2 separate regions of the Homo sapiens genome follow, and region 2 is linked to region 1. The links are chromatin loops, found by intact Hi-C in ENCODE. Cell type or tissue: Caco-2. All regions are shown on one strand. Links, peaks and the distances in the headings refer to the core of each region. The heading gives the core; the rest is flanking DNA.

Region 1 (5,374 bases), core at 148-5,147:
ACAGCAATGCCAACGTTAGCAGTAAAGCCACGCTGCGATGGGACGCCCAGTGGTTGGAGCTTGGTTGGCCTTCCAGCCTCCTTGGCTGGTATCTGGGGCGAGGATGATGGCAACGTGCTGGATCAGGAACACCAAGGCTGTGGGCAGGAGTGGGCAGCAGCTGGGGCCTCTTTTCTGCTGTCCTCCCTGGGAGGGAAGTAAATGGTTAACCAGTCACCCACCCCTGGCACTTTGCAATCCTTCTCTGCGCCTGCACAGGGCATTCTCTGGCTGAATTCTGCCAGCCAAACTAAAAGTCTCATAACAAAGTAATGGGATAAACAAGGCCCAGGTGATCCTGTTTGCTAAACAGTGAAAACCAGATCCACACAGGCACTTTACAAAAGGCTACACACACATATGCAAAAGTGTCTCCCTGCAGACCTCAAATTCACTGTTACTCCGGGACAGTACCCAGAGCCTCGGACAGATGAGGTTTTGGGAAGGCGAGGTCTTGGAGATAATGTGGGAAGGACAAAAAATCCAGAAAGTGTTTCCTTATTAGGTGGGAGGGAGGAGGGTGGAGCCAGTGAAGGGGAGGGAAATAGAGTCTAATGGGCTGAGGAGAGGGCGAGGCAGTGAGGCCTTTTGTACCTTGGCAGGTGAGAGGGCTGAGTTCAAGGAGAACATGTGGCCGATGGTGTGGGAAGTTACAGAAACTTCGTCAGGGGTTAAAGGCAGGAAAAAGTTCACTGGGTTTGGCCGCTTTGTGGGCCCTGGGGACCAAGGCCAGAGTATTTTCCTAGGGGTGGGAAGGTGGAAGGGCCTTCAGGATTGCACAGGAAGGGAGGAAATGGAGGCCTGGGGAATAAATAATTTTGTCAAGAAGTTTGATCCTATACGGTGATGGCTGCAGAAGTGGGCATCTGAGTGGGGATGGAGGAGAGGGTTTTGCTCTTTAGTGTCTGGAGCCCTGAGTGTACTCAGGCTGAGTGGAGAGAACCAGCTTATTACAGAAGAGGAGCGTCTTCTGCTGCAACCCTCTCCTTGGCAATGAAAGCAGAAGCAGCAGCAACAGCAAACAGGAGCATCTGGAAAGAGTCTCTTTGAGAACCTGAAATTGGCCACAGTGGTTTTTGAGGAAGGAGCTACTGAAAGCCAGTTTTCCTAAAATAAAAATCATGCTGGTCAGACTCATGGTTATAAGGAGCAGAAAGCTAATGAGAGTAGCTCCCGAGAAGAGGGGTTGGTTGTAAGCTGTGCACCTGCGAGCCTTGGAGGAAGGCTGAGACCACACTCAGGGCTACCAAAGACTGATGTAAGAGGTGCTTTGTTGTTATTGTGTTGACAATTTAAATGTTCCTTACAGTTTTCCAGAACAGAATGGTCAAGAGAGCAGAACTTAGGAATGTGGATTCTAATGCCAGCTCCATACTGCTCAGGCAAATTTGCTTCTGAGCCTGAGCTTCAGTGGTGCAGCACATTTCCTTTCCACGTACCAGATGTTGAGGAGTAAATGATTGTGAATGCAAAGAACATTTAGCACAGTATGACGCACACTATAATGGCCATTGTATTTACTTTCTATGTGCAATGCGTATTTCCTTAGGCATAGGAAAAATCATTCTAAATATATCCCCCTTCTAAAGCTACAATCCTGAATTACAGAACAGTTAATTGAGGTGCTGCCCTGCTAGCCATCAGCCTTCACTCTCACATGGGACATTCCTCTGGTTAGCTCTGCTTGGGTCCTCCCGTGCTGGGCCCTGCAAATTCCTTAACCAAGAGGTCAAGGAATGCTCTGCAGGCCAACATGCCCCTCAGTCTGAACACTGGACATACAGTCGAGTCAGGCTTTGTGCCTTTGTACAAGATTTTATTAAAGGCCTTTCCAGGACAACATCCAGATGCCAGACACAGCTGTCAAGGAGAACCTGTCATGTTGTGGGGGTTGGCTGCGGCATGGCAGGAGCTATGGCTTCCTCCCCACCCTTCTATTCTGAGATGGGGTAGTGGGCAGTACTTCATCTTTGGGTTCCACGATACTCATGTGCTCAGGCAGGGCCTTCCTAGAGTCAGTCTTACCAGCTGGGTCCCAGGGCAGCATGACCTTCCCTTGATGGCCAGCACACCCTGTTGGAGCAGCACCTGGCACATGGCGGTGTCAATGAGGTAAACAGAGTTCCTGCTGAGGATCATCAGGTCATCCACAAACTTCCTGCATTTAGAGTTTTCAGACACCACAGCCTTGAAGCCTGTGGCCCCCTACGCCCCGCCTGATGAACCACAGCACACCACAGCAGGCCCTCTGCGCTGCAAGCCCTCCCAGGAGGTAACACTGAGACTCCACCTAGGCAAACACACACATACCTCTTGTGGCTACCTTTCCAGCAAAAAGCTCTACACTGCCCTCTGGAAGCCAAACCTCTTCTGAACTACAGCAGGCAATTTCCAAATCTGCCAGCCCTTCTCACCAAGAACATTCTGTGTTTTGGTGGCTAAGATTATGATTTTGAAGCAGCGTCATTTGTCTAGAGTAGTAACCGAGGTTCGTTGCCTCACACCAAGGAAATCAAGGATGTGGACACGTAAGGAGTGAGGTTAGGAGCAGAGGTTTAATAGGCAAAAGAAAGAAAAAAGCTCTCTCTCCTGCAGAGATGGGCTCCCAAGCAGGTTTTTCAGTTTCATGGTGAAATGCACAGCGTTTTATAGATGAGCTTGAGCAGACGGTTTCGATTGGTGGGACCAGGTGTGTCATTTACATAGCTTGTAAAGAAACTGGCCATACCACCCTTATTTTTTATGTGATGGGTTCTCTACCTGGCCTGTGCCATGTTGCCTGTTCCTTTATTGTACATGTGGTTGACAAAGAAAAGGGAAGATGGAGCCTCCATGTTGAACATGCCTGACCCCCGGGTAGCCTTTTTCTATTGGCACAGCTGCTGGCATTCTCCATGCAAGCTTCCAGCTTGTTTATCTATGTTTGCAGCTCAATTTTACAGGCTGCTCTTTGTTAGAAAATAAATGATTCGGGGGCTGCTTTTTGTTAAGAGAGAAGTCTTGCCGAGGATTCTCTTACCCTCACTATCTGCCTAAATAATTTATTTTAAGCTCCTGTATTAATTCCTGTTCTGGTTGACGTAATTTGGACCTCAACTCCAGAGTAGCCATCCTCAGCCAGCTCTCGAGTGAGAACTTTTTCAGTTCCACTTTGAGGATGCCATCAGTGACAAACTTCCTCTTCTTGGAGATCTGCACCCCCATCTTGCCACCGTGTGCCTCTGAAATGAAGGGCCAATGCGAGAGTTTTATCCTCTCTGCAGCAGAGTCCTTCTCTTGCGGGCAGGTATCTGCTTGTCTTTAAACAAAGATAGACCCTTTTCTCCTCTCTTGGTCAACCAGTGTCCTCCACTTCTCGAAGTTTCTGCTCTTGAGTTTTGTTTATATAGGACCCGTATGGAAGCTCCTTAGTGCCCCTTGCCCTCTTTCTACACCACGGCACTTCTATTGCAGCCAACAGTCTCGGTCTGCTAGATTCCCTGTTTCTCACTGAGAATCTATTTTTGAAGCTGGCCTTACAGGTCCTAAGTCCCTCCCTGCCAGGATGACCAGCTTGTCCCAGGTGGCTCAGAACTTTTCTAGTTTCAGCACAGAGAGTTTTGCATCCTGGGACCCCCCTCAGTCCAAGGCAAACCAGGATGCTTGGTGACCCCCACCCTGTCTCTGGAAGGGCTGCCCTTGAATCAGTTTCCCACCTCAGGCCCATCGGCCAAGAGAAGGTGATCCGGGTCACCTGGTGTCCAACAAGGCCTCAGTCTTTCAGTAGGGGTGGGTGGCTTCTCTGGGAGAGGGACCATGAATTGGGCCAGCAATGATCAACCTCTCCAGTTAAAACTATACTTAGATGAATTACTCATTAGAAGGGAAGGAAGTGAGGCATTATAAGTATACGTGTAGCAGTTTGATGCAGTAGAAAGCACATTGAATTGGAAGTCAAAATGCCTGGTTTCTGCCTCTGAACAGCAATAAAATCCCAGCATCAAACAGTTCATCTTTCTGAGCCTCAGTTTCTCCATCTGTAAAATGAAAGGTTTAATTTAGGGCTTGCTTCCTTTTTAACTTATGTTAGAGTTACTCCATATTCTTCAAGACATAATCTGCTATCATCATTATTAAATTCTTCCCTTTCCTCTCCTCCCTTCTTCCCTGTTCCCCTTCCTCTCCCTTCCTCCCTTCCCCTTCCTTCTTTCCTTCCTTCCTTCCTTCCTTCCTTCCTTCCTTCCTTCCTTCCCTCCTTCCTCCCTTCCTCTCTCCCTCCCTCCTTCTCCATTCCCAGCACTAATTCCTTTCTTCCCAACAGGCCACTACATCAATGTGAAAGATATTTATCCTTGAATAGGTATGTAGTTCTATAAGATATGATTATTATTTTGTGTATTTATTTAAAATTTACATATATTACATTATGTTATAGTCCTCATTTGCTTCCTAACGTTTCTTACTCAGCACCATTTAAAAATATATCCGTGGTGCTGGCTGTTGGTCTTTAAGACTCCTTCCAGAGTGGCACTTTATGAACCTTGTTTAGTATTGCAGAACGCTCTGTTATCCAAAGTTCTTCTACTTTGAATCAAATTATTGGTGGGCTTTTTAGAGGGGACCAAAGGGACAAGAAAGTATTACTCCAATGTTGGACAACTTTGGTCTGCATGAAAGGACCTAAATGGATTAATATATAGAGGACATTAAAGAGGAATAAATGAAGTACTGGGTGGCAAGAACCGTTGTGAATTCATCTTTGGCCCTTAATCTTGAAACTATGAAGCCATCTATGAAGCCAAAACTATGAAGCCGAATTCACATGCACGATTCCTGGAACAGCTTACCTCCTATGTGGAGCTGGCAGACATTCTCCAAGAGGAGGCAGGAAGAGTTCTCAGGCTCTCACTCACATATCATCAAGCATAGAAAAACTGCTTAAGACCTCAGCCAGAGATTGAACCCAAATCGGAAGACCTGTCCCCGGGGGGCCAATCTCTGTGGCTCAGAGGAGGCAAAGGAGACCCAGCCGCATCCCTCCCAGAGCGTTCTGTGGTTGTTAGCAGACGGGCTAGTGCCTCGCAGGTTGAGCAGCTCTCTTGGTGGCATTGAGGCTGAGGGAGCCATGTGGAGCCTGGGAATGGGCTGCGGGTGGGGAGCAGCTGTGGAATAGCCCCTCCTGGCTCTGCCTGCCTATGGCTGGGAGAACAGTTTCCATTTCAGGCAGCAGCAATTCACACTGGGTGGTCTCTGCCTTCCCTCCCTCAGTGCCTCAGTGCCACAGGCAACTGCCAGCAGGCTGAGAAAAGCACAGCTCCCCTTGGAGGACAGAGGCCTGTGCGAGGAGGCTGTTCTC
Region 2 (5,374 bases), core at 200-5,199, 49 kb after region 1:
CAGCTGTCCTCCAGGTAGTGACTTAGCCTGTGTTCATCCTGTGACTCCACCATCTCCATGCAAGTCCTCCATGTTAGCTGCAGCAGGGGAGGAGGAACCTGGAAAACCACACAGGGGTTTTCACTGTCTCAGTCCAGAAGCAATGTGTGACATTTCCATCCACATTACTGAACAGAACTAGCCACATGACTCTGCCTAGCTACAAGGGATCTGAGAAGTCGATGCTAGTGCACACCCAGGAAGCAGGAAAGATGAGGATATTGCTAAACACTAGTCATGCCTCCTGCAGGGAGGAACCTAAATGAATTGCTCTTGTCAGCCTAGGCTGTCAGGGTTTAAGACACTCTCCCCATGTTCAACTCTGAGAAGTTCTACCTTGACTTCCTTGTTCTGAGCTGGTTTTTCTCACTTCTAAGATGAGGAACTGTTCCTACATTTGATACAGAGTGGATTTTCCTTGAAATGGCCATATATGCAAAGCAACCCCCAAATGCTGAAGGAGCCAAGAAACTCAAGAATGAGGCAGACAACCATAAGACTGAGATAGATCTCCGCACTGCAACTGCCCACAGACCCAGGGCTTTTATCTTGGTGAAAGTATGTGCACTCTGGAAGAATACATAGGTGGCTACAGGCATCACATCCTATGATTTCTGCAACAGCACCAAGGATTGTTTTGGAGGAAACTTGAGAGTGAATAGATGTTCCTACATAAAGAGTAATACAACTTGACATTTTGGAGGCATTCCCGGAGTCGGGGTTAGTCAGGCGGATTAGCATTTAAAATAAAGTAACTCTTGTCCCCACAGTGGACATCCAAGGAAATGTAATGAAAAAATATCATTTGAGTCCTTTCTGAGAAACACAGGGGAGACACACCAGGGAAGTTACATGGGCCTTGAGGCGATTGTCACTTATACACCAGGTGATGGCTTTATTTGCTTTGAAACTCCCACAAACCAGAAAGAAAAATCTGTTGACATTTGGGCCTATGTTGAGATCTAATCAGTTATAATTCCCAGAGCTCAGAGCCCCTGTGCTCCACCAAACGAAGGGCATTTCTTGAGTTCTGGAATGATAGACACAATGCTGGAGTGCTTAAGAGCGAGAACCCGGGAATCAGATGGGCTGGATCTCAAACTTGGTTCTGCTGTCTACTGGCTCAGTGACTTTAGGCATTATACTCTTGCTTCACTTCCCTCATCTCTACATAGTATAATAGTCTATCTTCTTCAAAGTGTTGCTTTGGCATTAAATCTGTTAATGTATATAGTTTAGAACAGGACCTGACAAGCCAGAAACACTCAGTGTTGCTACCACAGTGATTATAGCAGACTCCAGCACATATCCCATTTCTGAGCAAAACTTACAAGAGAAGAGAATTGAAGATGACAGCATCATTTTTTTTTTTTTGAGTTGTTCTGGACGAGACAGGATGGAGTTTGGTTCTTTTTACCAGTCAATACAAAAACATATAATTAAAACACCATACTTGTGAGGACTAAGGAAGTTCCGTGCAAAACGGAGAATGAAATCCAGCAGTGAAGTTTTGTCAATTAAAATAACAGCGTTTTTAAATGAGAATAGAGCTAAATGTACCTTTATATTGCTATTGTTCTTCAAAAGTGGTCATATGTAGCTTTGTCTCAACATGGGAAATCAGACATGCAGCATGTTTTCAATTGTTTTTTTAAAATGGGTTATAGGATCTCACAATAATTTCCGAGTCTGTTTAGTAAGCTCATTTTTATGCAAAGAAATTATATTTGGGGCTGGGCGTGGTGGCTCACGCCTGTAATTCCAGCAATTTGGGAGGCTGAGGCGGGCAGATCACTTGAAGCCAGGAGTTTGAGACCAGCCTGGCCAACATGGTGAAATCCTTTCTCTACTAAAAATACAAAATTAGCTGGGCATGGTGGCGTGAACCTGTAGTCCCAGCTACTCGGGAGGCTGAGGCACAAGAATCTCTTGAATCCAGGAGGCGGAGGTTGCAGTGAGCCGAGATGGTGCCATTGCACTCCAGCTTGGGCAAAAAGAATGAAACTCCGTCTCAAAAATATATATATATATATTATATTTGGAAACAGAAAACCATCTTATTTACCTAAGAAATCATTTCACGATACCAGATCGTGGTGATGTGCATTTCTGAAACTCATAGCAAACTGGACCACTATGGGAAATAGATATCTGATTCCACTCTTCCTTCTAATTCCACATAAACCTCTTTCTATGTTAATTCCTGCTATTCCTGAAAAGTAAAGGTCCATTCCAGCCAGCACATTTCATATTTCTGCCCACACCTAACATTCACATTACAGATTCACTCTTGGCCTTGTCTTCTTATGATTGACTTTCACCTGCATATATCTGCAACTTGCCCTCGAGTTGCTGAAATCCCTTCCCAATTTCAAGAATCTAAGTCTCACATTATGATGCCATGTCCTGGGACAAGAGCAAAAAGATCAGGACCTCCCTAGCTGAAAAAAGCAGGTGCTTCTCAGAACCTGCACCCTCTTCAGAGAGAATACGGTGGCAGGCGCGCAGGGGACCCTGCCCGCAGCACCCATCTTTTAGGGAGCTACTAGGGCGTTCGGCAGGAAGCACAGTTGAGACGACCCACGCAGCGAGGCAGGACTCACGCCGAGTTTGTTACCTTTGCCCATCAGACCTGGTGGATTCTTTTGGTTCTGCAGGTGGAGCCACCAATGCCCAGACACCCTGCTGCAAAGTCAGGGTCCCTCTCGGCCTCGTCTTTCCCTCTCCCGTACCCCTAGGGCTGGATAGTCCTCGTCTGCAGAAGTTCGCCCTTTGCTGGCCCCTGTCCAGGCTCTCCTCTCGCTGGCCCACGTGATCCTTTCCTGCCAGTCTCCCCTGGCTCCAGCTTCCTCCACGCCCAGGGCTCTGCCCTCCGCCGGGCCGACTTCCCGCGAAACTGCAGCGGCTCCCCCTACAGGACAAAGGAGGAAACGCTAGCGGGGCCCCAGAGCCCTCTCCAATGGGACCCAAAGGGACACATCCCGGCACAGACCCTCCCCACTCTAAGGCAGAGCCTTTCGCAGGGCCTATCACAGGGCGGAGGGAGGGAGGGAGGGCGGCAGGAGGACTGCTGGCCTGAAACTCTGCTTTCACAAAGAGGTTACACTTCGAAGTTAGACCTCATCTGCAAATGAGGTTATGGACACGGTCCCATAGAAGCTGACAGAGGTTGCAACTTTATCTCTGGCCCTGTTACTGGACTACATTGCTTGTGGGGAACTGAGTTAATATTTTTTGTAAATTCTGTAATATTTTTTCTGAACAGAACAATTATATAGCATGTTTTGTGTTTCAATAATTTAATTGTTCAACGTAAACATATTTTTTAAAGACTACAGGTGGGCGTGGTGACTCACATCTGTAATCCCAGTACTTTGGGAGGTTGAGGCCAGTGGATCGCTTTTAACCCAGGAGTTTGAGACCATCCTGGCCAACATGATTTCCACTCCGTCTCTACCAAAAATACAAAAATTAGTCAGGGGGCTGAGGCAGAAGAATCACTTGAACCTGGACGGTGGAGGTTGCAGTGAACGGAGATCACACCACTGCACTCCACCTGGGTGACAGAGCAAGACTCAAAAAAAAAAAAAAAAAAAAAGAATAAATTAAAATAAAAAGGCTACAAAACTTTTCACCCCGTTTGAACATTTAAAAAATAGTTTTCTTATTCTGCTCTTTCGTTTCCTTTTTAAAAACTTCCGTATGCAGAATCCCTTAAAACCAAACCAAATGACCAGGCTTTTTTTCCTTGTCTCTGCCCTACTAGTGGTTCTCCTGTCCTCCCCAAAACCGTCCTCTCCTTTGAGATACTGTTCACTAGCTGGGCGTGGTGGCTCAGGCTTGTAATCCCAGCACTTTGGGAGGCCGAGGAGGGTGGATCACCTGAGGTCAGGAGTTCGAGACCAGCTTGACCAACATGGAGAAACCCCATCTCCACTAAAAATACTAAAATTAGCTGGGCATGGTGACGGGTGCCTGTAATCCCAGCTACTCGGGAGACTGAGGCAGGAGAATCGCTTGAACCCAGGAGGCAGAGGTTGCAGTAGGCTGAGATTGCGCCATTGTACTTCAGAGTGACAAGAGCAAAACTCCATCTCAAAAAAAAAAAGAGATGCTGTTCACCAAGCCCCCATTGCCCAGAATTCTCTCCTGCCTGCTGAGCTCAGGTCAGGCCTCACCTCCCAACCTCCAACCTCTCAGCCCTCCTACCAAGGCCACAGTGCATGACTCCTTGCCACCCTGAGCTGCAGGGCTTGTTGGCCCCTGTTGTTTAGGACTTAGCATAAACTACCTTGAATTTCATATTATCTCTCTTTCTGTTCAGTTGAGTCTTTCCAGCTCATTGCATGTCATCTTCACTTCTGTGCCCACAGCATCTCTCAATGTGCTCTGCACACGCAGGTGCTCCAGAAGCCCTTCCTCAGGCTGCTACGGATCAAGCTTACTGTGCCTGTTGGTGGCCTGCCCTGAGAGAATGTCCTTCATGATGACTATTCTTAATCAAGCATTCTTGGATGGGCTTTAGGGGGCTCCATGAACCCTCCAACACTGCAAAATCTTCCATGCATGTACAGTTTTATGGTGAGAGGGTTTATAGCTTTCACTAGAGTCTCAAAAGGTTCCATGGCCTCAAAAACATGGTGAACTCCTGCTTTGAGGTACTTCAGTACACAGCAGAGAAATGAATGAAAGAGCTCAGTTGCCTCATCTGGAAAATGGGAATCATGGTGGGTGCCTGTATGTGAGGAGGGCTCAGTAAATACCAATTAGTAGTATCCCTGACCTGGTCCCAGAAATGCCTCACAGAAAGGACCGCTTCCCCTCGCCCCCACTACCATGCCTTAGATCAAGGGTTCCCAAACTTGGGTAAGCATTAGAATCATGTGGGGAGCTTAAAAATACAGATTCCTGGGCTCCACTCCAAGAGCACAGGAATGATGATTGCTGGGAGAGGACCTAGAGCTCTGTACCTTTATCGAGTCTTCCCCTTGGTGGTTCTGATGATGAGCAAGGTCAGGGCTGGGGCCAGGGGTCTTCCACAATGCCTGGCCTCCAAGAGGCATTCTCACGCCCTGCCTTTACTCGTTCTGGGAGGTACATGTGTTAAAGGAAGCTGCCCAAGCCTTTGAGGGAATAGTGGGCTGCAAAAATCTTTCAGAACAAAGAATTAAGTATCTTTATAATTATATCCAGGCCTATATTTAGGCCATGGCTCATATGGCCTCTTGAACTTTAAATAAATACCTATTCTGTTCCTTGTTTAAACAGGTGCAACAATATCGTTGGAGACTAGATTTATCCAGGCAGGAAGGCGGCTCCCACAGCTGTCAGAAGC

The links. A loop is a pair of places that touch in the nucleus more often than their neighbours do. Peaks named below come from ENCODE experiments on the same cell type or tissue, not always from the same donor. Only the 100,000 strongest peaks of a DNase experiment are listed, where the experiment ranks them.
Region 2: it touches region 1 in a loop (2.7-fold over the local background); 2 of 110 quality-filtered maps call a loop at or near these places.

What each region holds. Positions count from the first base shown.
Region 1 is chr5:73,150,494-73,155,867 of GRCh38, forward strand. LOC105379030 (a long non-coding RNA gene) reads right to left here and starts at 99. Exons shown (of 2, transcript NR_134252.1): 1 at 1-99. It also overlaps the pseudogene LOC101060067. RefSeq lists enhancers at 4,756-5,256, 5,257-5,374. In Caco-2, for the core only: a CTCF peak has its summit at 2,447; no DNase peak of the experiment used is centred there.
Region 2 is chr5:73,199,162-73,204,535 of GRCh38, forward strand. LOC340090 (a long non-coding RNA gene) reads right to left here and starts at 2,800. Exons shown (of 3, transcript NR_134291.1): 1 at 2,657-2,800; 2 at 1-98. In Caco-2, for the core only: a CTCF peak has its summit at 2,966 (motif pointing left); a DNase peak (open chromatin) is centred at 2,980; H3K4me3 peaks cover 566 bases.